4 separate regions of the Mus musculus genome follow, and regions 1, 2 and 4 are each linked to region 3. A link is a loop called in an ENCODE intact Hi-C map of the cell type or tissue named here. Cell type or tissue: heart. All regions are shown on one strand. Region 1 has its middle 82 kb from the start of Gm41423. Region 2 holds the start of Mcm4 (minichromosome maintenance complex component 4). Region 3 holds the start of Snai2 (snail family zinc finger 2). Region 4 has its middle 61 kb from the start of Gm41423.

Region 1 (2,500 bases), 490 kb before region 3:
AGGCTGAAGACATGGGAGGTTTGAGTTAAGGACATGCTCCATCTGGTTGACATCCTCATCCTGTCTCCTGCACCAGAGTCCAAACTTGGCCCTGCATTTTAAAGGATATCTGGTTTAAGTAGTAGCTCTGTCTCAATACTAACAATCATCAAATATTACTTGGGCATTTGCTCATGGGTCTGGCTGGCTGGGTGAACCTGCAGGGAGAGGGGACCATGTAGGGAGCTTCATGTCACCATGTTGATTGACACTCAGCTTCTGTTGATGTTCTATCCCTATTACCAATAACTCCTCTGATTCATGAGAACAGATGTCCCTTCCTGTTCTACCTGGTGCCCTCTCAGATCACCAGCAGCATCCCTGGTGGCCTTGAAAATCTAGACCACAGCTTCTGCATTTGCCTAGTGAAGGTGGGTTTGTGGGCAGGGCCTGATGTTAGACTTCCCCAGTAAAGGATATGGTGGGCTCACCCACATTTTCATAACAAACCAAACTTATAAAGGCCAGGTTCAGCCAGTACAGTTGTTATTAGACGCGTTCTCACGACCGGCCAGGAAGAACACCACAGACCAGAATCTTCTGCGGCAAAACTTTATTGCTTACATCTTCAGGAGCAAGAGTGCAAGAAGCAAGAGAGCAAGAAGCAAGAGAGCAAGAAGCAAGAGCGAGAGAAGCAAGAGAGAGAGAAAACGAAACCCCGTCCCTCTTAAGGAGCATTCTCCTTCGCCTCGGACGTGTCACTCCCTGATTGGCTGCAGCCCATCGGCCGAGTTGACGTCACGGGGAAGGCAGAGCACAAGTAGTCATAAGATACCCTTGGCACATGCGCAGATTATTTGTTTACCACTTAGAACACAGCTGTCAGCGCCATCTTGTAACGGCGAATGTGGGCGCGGCTCCCAACATACAGTGGCCAGCCAAAGGCTGCTGGGGAATGCCTTCCACCCTAAACCAGCTAATTTGTGTCTGTCCTGAACACACAGCTCACCAAACAGTGCCAGGTCTGGCTGTCTTTGAAAGAAGACTTTCTTTCCATTTTGGCAAACTGTCTCTTGAAAGACACTTCATTCTTTTTATTGGATGGCTAATATTTTCACAAGTAACACATTCACTTTCTAAAGAAATCCTCTACCCTGTTCTTCCGGCATCCATCTCCCACCAGAATTTCTCTTATCTGCCCTTCTGTCCAGGGGGCTCTGGTGTTAACTCTTAAAATGTCAGACTGAATTCTCTAGAGAAGCCTGGTGGTTTGGGACTTGACTGAAGACCAGAAACAAAGAGCAACTGAACTGAAGCAAAACCATCAGGGCCACAGCATGGAAAGCTAGAAGCAAGCTTCCCAAGCTGCAGCATGTGTGCTGCCAGCCAGCCGGCGCCTCAGCGGCCTGGCTTGGCAGCCTCTTACTCAAACTCTGTTTTCCTTGGGGGTAGGTGGAGGAGGTGGAGGGAACCAGGAAGGAGGAGGGCAGCACTGAGGGATGTAGTTGCCCTTTGCCTCATGATTTATACTTGGTCAGAGTAGCCCTGTTCCGCTTGCTTTAGGCTGGAATGTGTCTTGGACATGTTGTTTCAATATGAGACAATCAGCTGGGCCCTCTGTGGAATGTCCCTGGAGACTGGAAACGACCTCCCAACAGGGTCATTTGTTCAGCAGAATTTAAAGCCACATTCTCCAACATCTGCATTCTATTAATACCTTCAGAATAATTCCTTCCTTCAGCCTTGGGAAATCAGAGGATGTTCTGAGGGACACTTAGCATTGAGTCCTTTTGATTTTGCTGCCTCCTAGAAAGATCCTAACCCCTTCCTCTGCTGTAGTGCAAGTGGATCTTCACTTTCCCAGAGTGAAATCCTGGATGGGCAAAATGTATGGCTGGACTTGTGTTAATGTACAAAATAGAGATGAAACAGAAGAGCTTGGCAGACATTCCTGGGTATGTGCTGAAAGCCAGGGAGGGGACAAGTACCTTCTGTGAAGGCCCCTTTCCAAGTCTTTGTGGGAGCCTGGCCAGAGCTGGATCCTCGTCATATCCTCCCAGGAGAGAAGGTTCTTAAAGGGAGGGAAGACAGAGAGTGAAGGAAGAGAAAATGGTTTCAAGGCAGCAGTACAATAAAGCCAGAGATAATTTCTTTAAGGTTCAAGTACACTTACTAGCTAGATGGAGTAGAAATGCAGCTCAGAGCTTCAGTAATATCCACTTAGTGGGAAAAGGTATGACTTGGACATGCAGCTGTGACCTTGGATGAGGCTGGTCCTGAGTCCTAGGCCTTGTAAGAAGACACTGGGGACATATTGAGTGTGGAGGATCTTTTAGTATGGAAGGGAATGTGATCAAAACTCTGATGCTAAGAAGGTATGGTTAATCTAAGAACATTTAATGAGTGCCTCCCCATTGTACACATGCAGCCAGACACTTCGTCAACTACTCTGAAGGAAGGAGAATCAGGGCCAATGTTGAGGACATCATTTCTGAGCACTACTCTTTTTTCTGAGAACCTG
Region 2 (2,500 bases), 930 kb before region 3:
GAAAACCAGCTACCCCCCAAAATTGACACCCTAGACAACAGGAAGCAGCTTAAGAGACACAACACCCTTGCTCCCTTTTCACCATGGCTTTCCCCTCCCTTTTTCTTTCCTTCTCTTTATTATAACAAGGGAGGTATGTTGGCATCAGGACCTCCCAAACCTATGACATCACATAGGCGACAGCAAGGCCAGCAGACCTGTTGCCAAGACATCAGGCACCATATTCCCAGAATATCCACTTGGCTCACCTCCCACCTTTACCTGTGTTGTCATTTTCCATATAAATAAAGGGAATGTCCCTCCCTCTCTCACTCTCTCTCTCTCTGCGCCTTCTCTTTCTGCCACCCCCTCCAAACCTCTTACACGTGGAACTGTTTTTGGCCCAGTGTGCTGTGTTCAGATTCGAGCCTCTATTTTAACACATCAATTACTAAATGGTTAAAAAGAGCAAGGCACGTGTGGTACCTCACATCTATAACCCCAGTATTTGAAGGCTTGTTCTACATACATAGTAAATTCCAGACTATCTTGGGCTATAGCCCAAGATAGGAAATACCTAACCTAAAAAATAAAAATGTCTACAGAATTGCATGACTTTCATTAATTTTTGCAATTATTCTGAAAACATGGTGCAACGAAAAAAGGATTTTTGTCAAGGTCCTATTGAGTTCAAGCGAGTTTATTCTGGAAGAAAATACTTCCATCTTGCACTCTCATCCAACTTTGGATAAAAATGACTACCAAACTTGGTGGTCATTTTCCAACACCTGTTTTAAAGCATCTTCCTCAGATACTAGGAAGAGAGCAGTATACACATCTACCAATTCCATAAACTTTACGGGACGTTGACTACACGCACCACGGAGAGAAACGCTGAGCCCTGCGTCTAGGGACCTTACCCACCCTGCACTGCAGAGCTAGTGCTCAGCACGCACTCCTGCCCCAGACTACGAATCAGCTGGTAACTGGCCCCGGCAGCACTGCAGCGGTCTGCTGCGGACAGGAACTCCTGCAGCTGCAGTAGCCAACACCGTACGCCGGTTCCCTCCTCCGCCATCACGCCGGCACCGCTTCGCGCATGCGCGTCTCAGCACTCTAGCCAGCTCTTCCCTGAAGGCCCAGCCGGAACTGCTCCCTTATACTCTCGCGGGGGTGGGGGGGTGAAGACGCGCACCGGCCTGCAGATCTGTAGCGTTTAACATGTACACATCGGAATGCAAAGGGACAGAACCAGTCTAACCATGCGGAGATATCACAGATTGGTGTTTGCACTCGGGACAACGCAAATGTAAACACACAAGGGAGTTGTGCCGGCCCCGGGTTTCCCGCCAAAACGCAATCCCGCTGCAGGCTGGCCCATCCAAGGCGAGGGGCGTGCAAGTGAATCTAGGCTGTAATTCCTAGGTAGCGGTCGAGAACTCCCCCTCCGGCTTGCAGTGGCGCCTTCCGGAGGCGGAGCTACACGCCTTTGCCGCTGTGATTGGCCGGAAACCTTTTCTCAGAGTTCACTTACGGCGCTTTCCGGAGGCGGAGCTACGCGCGCTTGCCTCTTTGATTGGCCAGGCGTCTTCGGTCGCTGTGACGACAGAGCGGCTGGCGGGAATCGCTTCACCCTGCGGGCCCAGGAACGTTCTCCTGGGTGGCGCAGAACCCTGACTCGCCGTTTTGTGCGCGTTTGCAACTAACCCGGATCCGAGGTACGAGAGGTCCCGGAGCGGGACAACTGAGAGCCAGATTTCTTTTGTCGCGCAGCAACCACAGCACCATGTCGTCCCCGGCATCCACCCCGAGCCGCCGCAGCAGCCGACGCGGACGAGTCACCCCAACCCAGTCCCGTGAGTTCCCTCCTTCATCTGCCCCCTTTCCGCCTCGTGTCTCTTCCCGCAGCACTGTGGAAAGTCCTGAGTCCTTCGAGCCTGGTGTGTGGTTGACAGGCCTTGAGCATATAGTAGCCTCTGTCACCCACATACTGGGCTCTCGTCTCCAGGCAGTCTGGCGTGGTCAGTTCAGTTGACCCACCTTTTCCTACACCTTGTCCCTCTGTTCCAGTTTGAGGGTTTTGGGGGGGGGGTGTTCTTGTTTAAGTAATATGACTACCCTAAGGCACTTCCTGGAAGACTAAGCTTGAGCGTTGATCGTCTTTTTTGTTTTGTATGACGGAAGTTCGAAGTGAGGAAAGCAGGTCGTCACCCAATCGGAGACGTAGAGGCGAAGATTCTTCCACCGGAGAGCTACTGCCAATGCCCACCTCACCAGGAGCCGACCTGCAGAGCCCACCTGCACAGAATGCCTTGTTTTCCAGCCCTCCTCAGATGCATTCTTTAGGTGGGTCAGCCGTCGGTTTTGCTGGTTTACCAGTTGCTATTATTCTGTGTGTACTGATAGATTCTTCACTGAAACACCTGAGGAGAGAAGCAGAGTTGGTACATTTTAGGACCTAGTGAGCAAAGAAAGCATACTTTATAGTAGAACTACAATTGGGGTATGAAAGATTGCAGTA
Region 3 (2,500 bases):
GGGCTGTATGCTCCCGAGGTGAGGATCTCTGGTTTTGGTATGACAGGTATAGGGTAACTTTCATAGAGATATGGGGAAATAATAACTGGAAGAAAGAAAAGGAAGGAAAGAAAAAATTAAGGCAAAATATTTTTAAAATATATGTACACAGTCTGAGAGAGACCATAACAACATGCAGGAGACTCCATAGGAGACTCTCTAGTGAAGACAGCCTTACTCACAGGACACACATAAAGTCTTCCCTTCACCTGGGCTTACTGTCCTCGTGCAGGCTGACAGTTGCCCTGACTAACCTTCATTCTGGACTAGCCTTGCTGTCCCAATTTAGAACGAAGAACTAGACACTATATTAAAACTTTTTATAAAGTTGCTTTTCATTTTATGCGTGGGCTGTTCTAGCTGTACCGTGCCTGTGGCGGGTAATGGCATGCACGAATCCAGCTGCTTTCCCAAGTGCTTGGCTTCAGGAGATTGCTGCTCAGGCGAGGGGAAGGGTGCGATCACGTCCGTGCACTCCTTTTGCGTACACACAGGCTCAGAGAACTATACTGCCCGACCGGAAGGAAGCTTTCCTTGTCAGCAAAGATCTCAAAGGTTTTGAATTAAAACTTAACCTAAGTAATCAAGAGACTGCAAGGACAGTTTTGGCACAGCATTAAAAGGAAAGCGGCCCGGTGTGTTCTCTGAGTCAAGCAATAGAACCGCGGTTTACTCGCGCACAGATTTACAGAGGCGATTTTTACCTGTGTGTGTGTCCAGTTCGCTGTAGTTGGGCTTCTTGGAGGCGTTGAAATGTTTCTTGACCAGGAAGGAGCGCGGCATGGTGGCTGCGGGCGGGCGCGGGCGGATAACGGTCCAGGCGGCGGTCCTATAGCATCGCGGTGGCTCAGGTGCGGCGGGGGACAGGCAGGCGCCTCTGAAGTCACCCGGCTCCCTGCCCGACTGAGCTCCTCTGGGCGGGGAGGCGCCTTCTCCGTTGCTTTTTCTAGAAGTAACCAATCACAGCCAAGAGGTTCAGATTTCAGCTCCTCCTTCTGGAACAGCTGTGAATAGAGGAAGACTCTGTTGTCAGACTAAATTTTTCTGGTTCAAAATGGGCTGCTCATGGCATTTCAGTGGAGGCTCAAAATACATTAAATGTTTTCAAGAAAGGAAATCTCGGTTCTTGAGCACTGGGGAAACGTGTTTCCGCTAGGTGACCTACGGCGACTTGGCTTCCAGATGTGGGCAGTGCCTGGCAAGGCGAGGGCGGGAAGGAAGGGCGGCCCTCCGGACTGGGACCGCGCAGCCCCTAGTGGCCAGAGAGTCTATATTTGGAAGTTGCGTCTGGAGGGGGGTTATTGCACACAAGCAGCTGTAGGCTCTGGCTTTTGGGAAAGGAAGGTAAAGGCTCCCCGCAGCTGCCACAGCAGGTCTAGGGCGGCGTGCCAGAAAGTTAACTTGCTGATCGCTGCGTTAGACACTTGAAAGTAAAGCCTTACAGCCTACCCCAGGAACTGGAAGAGTGTAAAGATAAAAGGGAAGGCTGGTGCAGACTCCGACAATAGGCAAACTCTGGAAGAAGTATGGAAAGTTCTGATGAAGACATGTGACAAGACTTCCTCCCTTTGTAGCGCATGGTATTTTAGAGAAAGAAAAAAAAATATGAATCTCTACTGACAATTCTTAGTGTCTGCCGTTACTTAGTGGTGTTTTCTTTAGTCTTCAAAAGCCTCCCCCTTCCTCACGCCACATCCCTGGTTTGCATTAAAAGATGGGGTAAAGGATTCTTTTGCCAAGTTCTTTGACTGGCAGTTTAGGTAGTCCAGTAGCCAGCCGGTCACTTCACTTGCATTTGCACATAGGGGTAGGTGTAAAAATACTCCGAAGTGATTCATTTTAAAAGTGCAGTTTTCACTGTGCCCACAGGCAACTCTGTTTATTTCAATGTTACCCTGACTCTTCCCAACAAAATTGCAGAATCCAATTCCCCCACCTCCCCACCCCAAGACAACTAACTTTTTTTTCGTAACAGGTGCTGGAAGAAAACAGCGGAAACAGAATACCACCAGCGATGTTGAGACTTGCAAGAGAAAAGTGCATTGTCAAGCAGCATAACTTCTTAATCTGGGGATGAGAAAACGGGCGTGTGAGCGGGGGAGGGGGAAACCCGCAGACTTCCTGGGTTAATTTCAATGATTCCTCTTTCTCTTTACAATAGTCACTGATTTCAATGTCAAATACAGAAAGATATTTATATGAATCCTTAAACTAAGGGAACTGAATCTGCAGGTGACAAGAAAACAAGAAAATGTATTAGATTTCTTTCTAAGCTACCATGAGTATGGATCAGAGCTGGAGTCTGAGTTGACCTATTTCTAGTGGGTTTGCTCAGATTTAGACACCTGCTCTATAGGGCAAGAAATCTTGCCCCTTCCACCTAATTTCCAGTAAAACACACCGTTTGTTTTTTATCTAGTATTGAAAGAGGGCACAAAGCCACACATGACAACAGGGAACG
Region 4 (2,500 bases), 350 kb before region 3:
CACAGTGGAACTAGGACAGCACTGCTAGGTACTTACTGAGCCAGGATGGTGTTTGAGGAATTTTCTTTAGCTGCTGCCATTTCATTTTGGGGGCAGACCTTGCTCCTCCAGAGCATGGTAATTTTGTACGAGTATTCATTGTGCCACTATTCATGAAAAACAAGACTCTTTCTGCTTATTTCTGAGTTTGGTGAGAGCTACAGTATTTGCACAGGGCACCTGTTGGAATGACAGGGCGCCAAGTTTTCAGATTCATCCACAGATGCTTCTGCAGGGTAAACCATCCTTGCAGAGGATTTGAGTTAACCCTTGCTCAGTGATTTTATAGGGCTGGAATGTGAGCAGATTCCTGCACCAGTCTCAACGGTCTGCCCTGTCTCCCTCTCCAGGAGTTCCATTTAGGTCCCCTGTTGTGAATGTATTCCCTCTAACTCTCTCTTTTTTTTTTTTTTGGTTGCTCTTTAGTCTAAGACATGTTTATTTTTCTTAAGAATTCCTTATGTAATTCTTGGAGCTTTTCAGAGAAAAACCTCAATAAGTGTTTTGTAAAAAATGTAGTGAAGTAATTAAAGAAATATGGATTAATATCCTGTGTAAAGATTCTGCCCTGACTAGGAGAAATACCAAGTGTGGCCTTATTTTACACGACTGGCATTTGGAGATGCTTTAAAGTGCAGCAGTGCTGTGGAGTGTAGTAAGTGGGGTGTGGGGCGGATGAGCAGGGCCTCGGCCCTGCCCTGTCAGTTCAGATAAATCGCACAGCCCCATTGTGGATCCCAAGCTTCAAAGCCCTAGTATCAGGTTACATTTTAAAAGCAGAAAGTCAGAGTCAAAAGACACAGAGATAATTTAGATTTAACTTTGAGGCCCTTAAAACTTACTTCTGATATTTATGTTTCTTACTTTCAGGGACACTGGTTTTTGCTGGTGCCTTTTTTTCCCCCCTTTTTCTTTTCGTTTTTCCTTTTTTCTTTTTTTTGAGGGAGGGACTGTAAACCTATACTCTCAGCTTTCCACCCTGCACTAGCCTGCCCCTGCTGTCACGGATACCTCATGATTTCAATTCCAACTGGACAGGCTCTTCTATCTGGACTTAGACTCAGGTCTAAGGACTTTGGGGACAAATGCTTCTGTGAGGCCCCTGCACGATCCTGTGTTTCTCTGGAGACCTCCTGTAGCCTGAGTCCAGGGCTGCACGCAGTTCCTCGGCAGGCCATTGGCGGTTCAACCGCTAGGCCAGCCTGCTTCCTTCATTCCCTGAGTTCATATAACAAGGGTTTAGGTCTCTAGGTCATTCCCTTTCAAAAAAATCCTAAGGCAGTTCCCATAATCCGTTCTGAAGGAAAGACACCTCCTTGTCCCCAGTTCACTGACAGCTGGGTCCACTAGGGGCATAGGTCCCTCCCCACACCCTCGTCCCCCACCTTCCCACCTCCCCACCCCCAGCCTGTGCTCTCTCCAGGGAAATGACTTTTTTTTCCTTTGCATTCCGCTGCCTCCACCCGACCTGATGCTGTGGAAGTCCACCTCTGCAGCTACAGCAGATGGAGTGGAGGCTGCAAGGAAAGAAAACGCCAAGGGAGTAAATATGTGTCAAGGAACTCATTGTCTGCGCTCCACCTGTTGTTATTCTGGTCCCAATCAACCTGCTCGCCAGGCTGGAGCCAGCGGCCATCTGGAAACACTGCTCTGTTTATAAACTTGGCATGAAGCAGCACTCCCGGGCCCTGACCTCCCACACGAATCTGGAAACAATTAGAGCAAGATGATAGGCAGGCTGGGAGCACTGCTTGGGGGGAGGATGGGGGAAGGCAGGAGCCTGGGGGTAGGAAGAGGGGAGAGCCTGAGGTTGGGGGTGGGGCGAACCCGTGTGGGGCTTGGCCTAAAGTGAGCGCTAGATTTAGCAAACCTGGCAGGGCTCTGACACTCAATTTAAAGAGAATGGAGAGAGAATAGCTGAAGTCTTTTTGAGGAAGGATTAGGGCATGGACTCAACCAAGGTAGGAGTGTAAGGCTTGTGAGAGCAAGGCTTAGGGATTTCAGGGACACTCAGGGGTGGGTGAGCTACAACTGCCTAGATAGCGAGCAGAAGGCAGCCAGAGCCGGGATTCTAGGATTGTCCAGAAAACGGTGGGTCCCAGTGGGAACTTGTGGGAACCCAATGGGAGTCCTAGTGACCAGCCTGCTTGGAATGTGAGGACAGGGCCTTAGGGAGTGGGGTAGTTGGATAATTAGCACCATACTTCTCCAACCCTTAGCCTTACAGGGTGTCCATTCTGATTCTGGAGATGCTCAAGGAACCAAACAGGATAAAGTCACGAAAGCCCAAAGAGTAGCTCCATTCTGAGCAGTAAGGGTGCAATGCTGTGCAGGAATAAAGGCCTTTTGCTCCTGGGAAGGGCAAAAGCATGCTTCAGGTCAGGGTCATCCTTGAAACTCACTTCTGAAAACCTGGTTTTCGCAACAGGAGCTTAAATCATTTATATTTTCCTGCTATAGA

Evidence for each region. A loop is a pair of places that touch in the nucleus more often than their neighbours do. Peaks named below come from ENCODE experiments on the same cell type or tissue, not always from the same donor. Only the 100,000 strongest peaks of a DNase experiment are listed, where the experiment ranks them.
Region 1: a loop joins it to region 3, with 4 times the contacts of the local background. A loop is called at or near these places in 4 of 42 quality-filtered maps.
Region 2: it touches region 3 in a loop (12-fold over the local background); 11 of 42 quality-filtered maps call a loop at or near these places.
Region 4: it touches region 3 in a loop (4-fold over the local background); 5 of 42 quality-filtered maps call a loop at or near these places.

What each region holds. Positions count from the first base shown.
Region 1 is chr16:15,194,559-15,197,058 of GRCm38, reverse strand. No RefSeq gene overlaps it. Among named protein-coding and RNA genes, the nearest start is that of Gm41423, 82 kb to the right of the region's middle. RefSeq lists an enhancer at 943-2,500. In heart, no CTCF peak of the experiment used is centred here; DNase peaks (open chromatin) are centred at 888, 1,558 and 1,978; H3K27ac peaks cover 347 bases.
Region 2 is chr16:15,636,446-15,638,945 of GRCm38, reverse strand. Mcm4 (minichromosome maintenance complex component 4) reads left to right here and starts at 1,546. Exons shown (of 16, transcript NM_008565.3): 1 at 1,546-1,835; 2 at 2,164-2,325. The coding sequence starts at 1,766. It overlaps Prkdc (protein kinase, DNA activated, catalytic polypeptide), which reads right to left and starts at 1,080. Exons shown (of 86, transcript NM_011159.2): 1 at 904-1,080. The coding sequence starts at 1,057. In heart, no CTCF peak of the experiment used is centred here; DNase peaks (open chromatin) are centred at 1,145 and 1,455; H3K4me3 peaks cover 2,430 bases; H3K27ac peaks cover 1,881 bases.
Region 3 is chr16:14,704,296-14,706,795 of GRCm38, reverse strand. It overlaps Snai2 (snail family zinc finger 2), which reads right to left and starts at 944. Exons shown (of 3, transcript NM_011415.3): 1 at 744-944; 2 at 1-85. The coding sequence starts at 822. In heart, CTCF peaks have their summits at 1,079 and 1,289; DNase peaks (open chromatin) are centred at 965 and 1,255; H3K4me3 peaks cover 2,227 bases; H3K27ac peaks cover 1,848 bases.
Region 4 is chr16:15,052,277-15,054,776 of GRCm38, reverse strand. It overlaps the pseudogene Gm46561. Among named protein-coding and RNA genes, the nearest start is that of Gm41423, 61 kb to the left of the region's middle. In heart, CTCF peaks have their summits at 1,157 and 1,357; DNase peaks (open chromatin) are centred at 1,216 and 1,706; H3K4me3 peaks cover 1,216 bases; H3K27ac peaks cover 2,253 bases.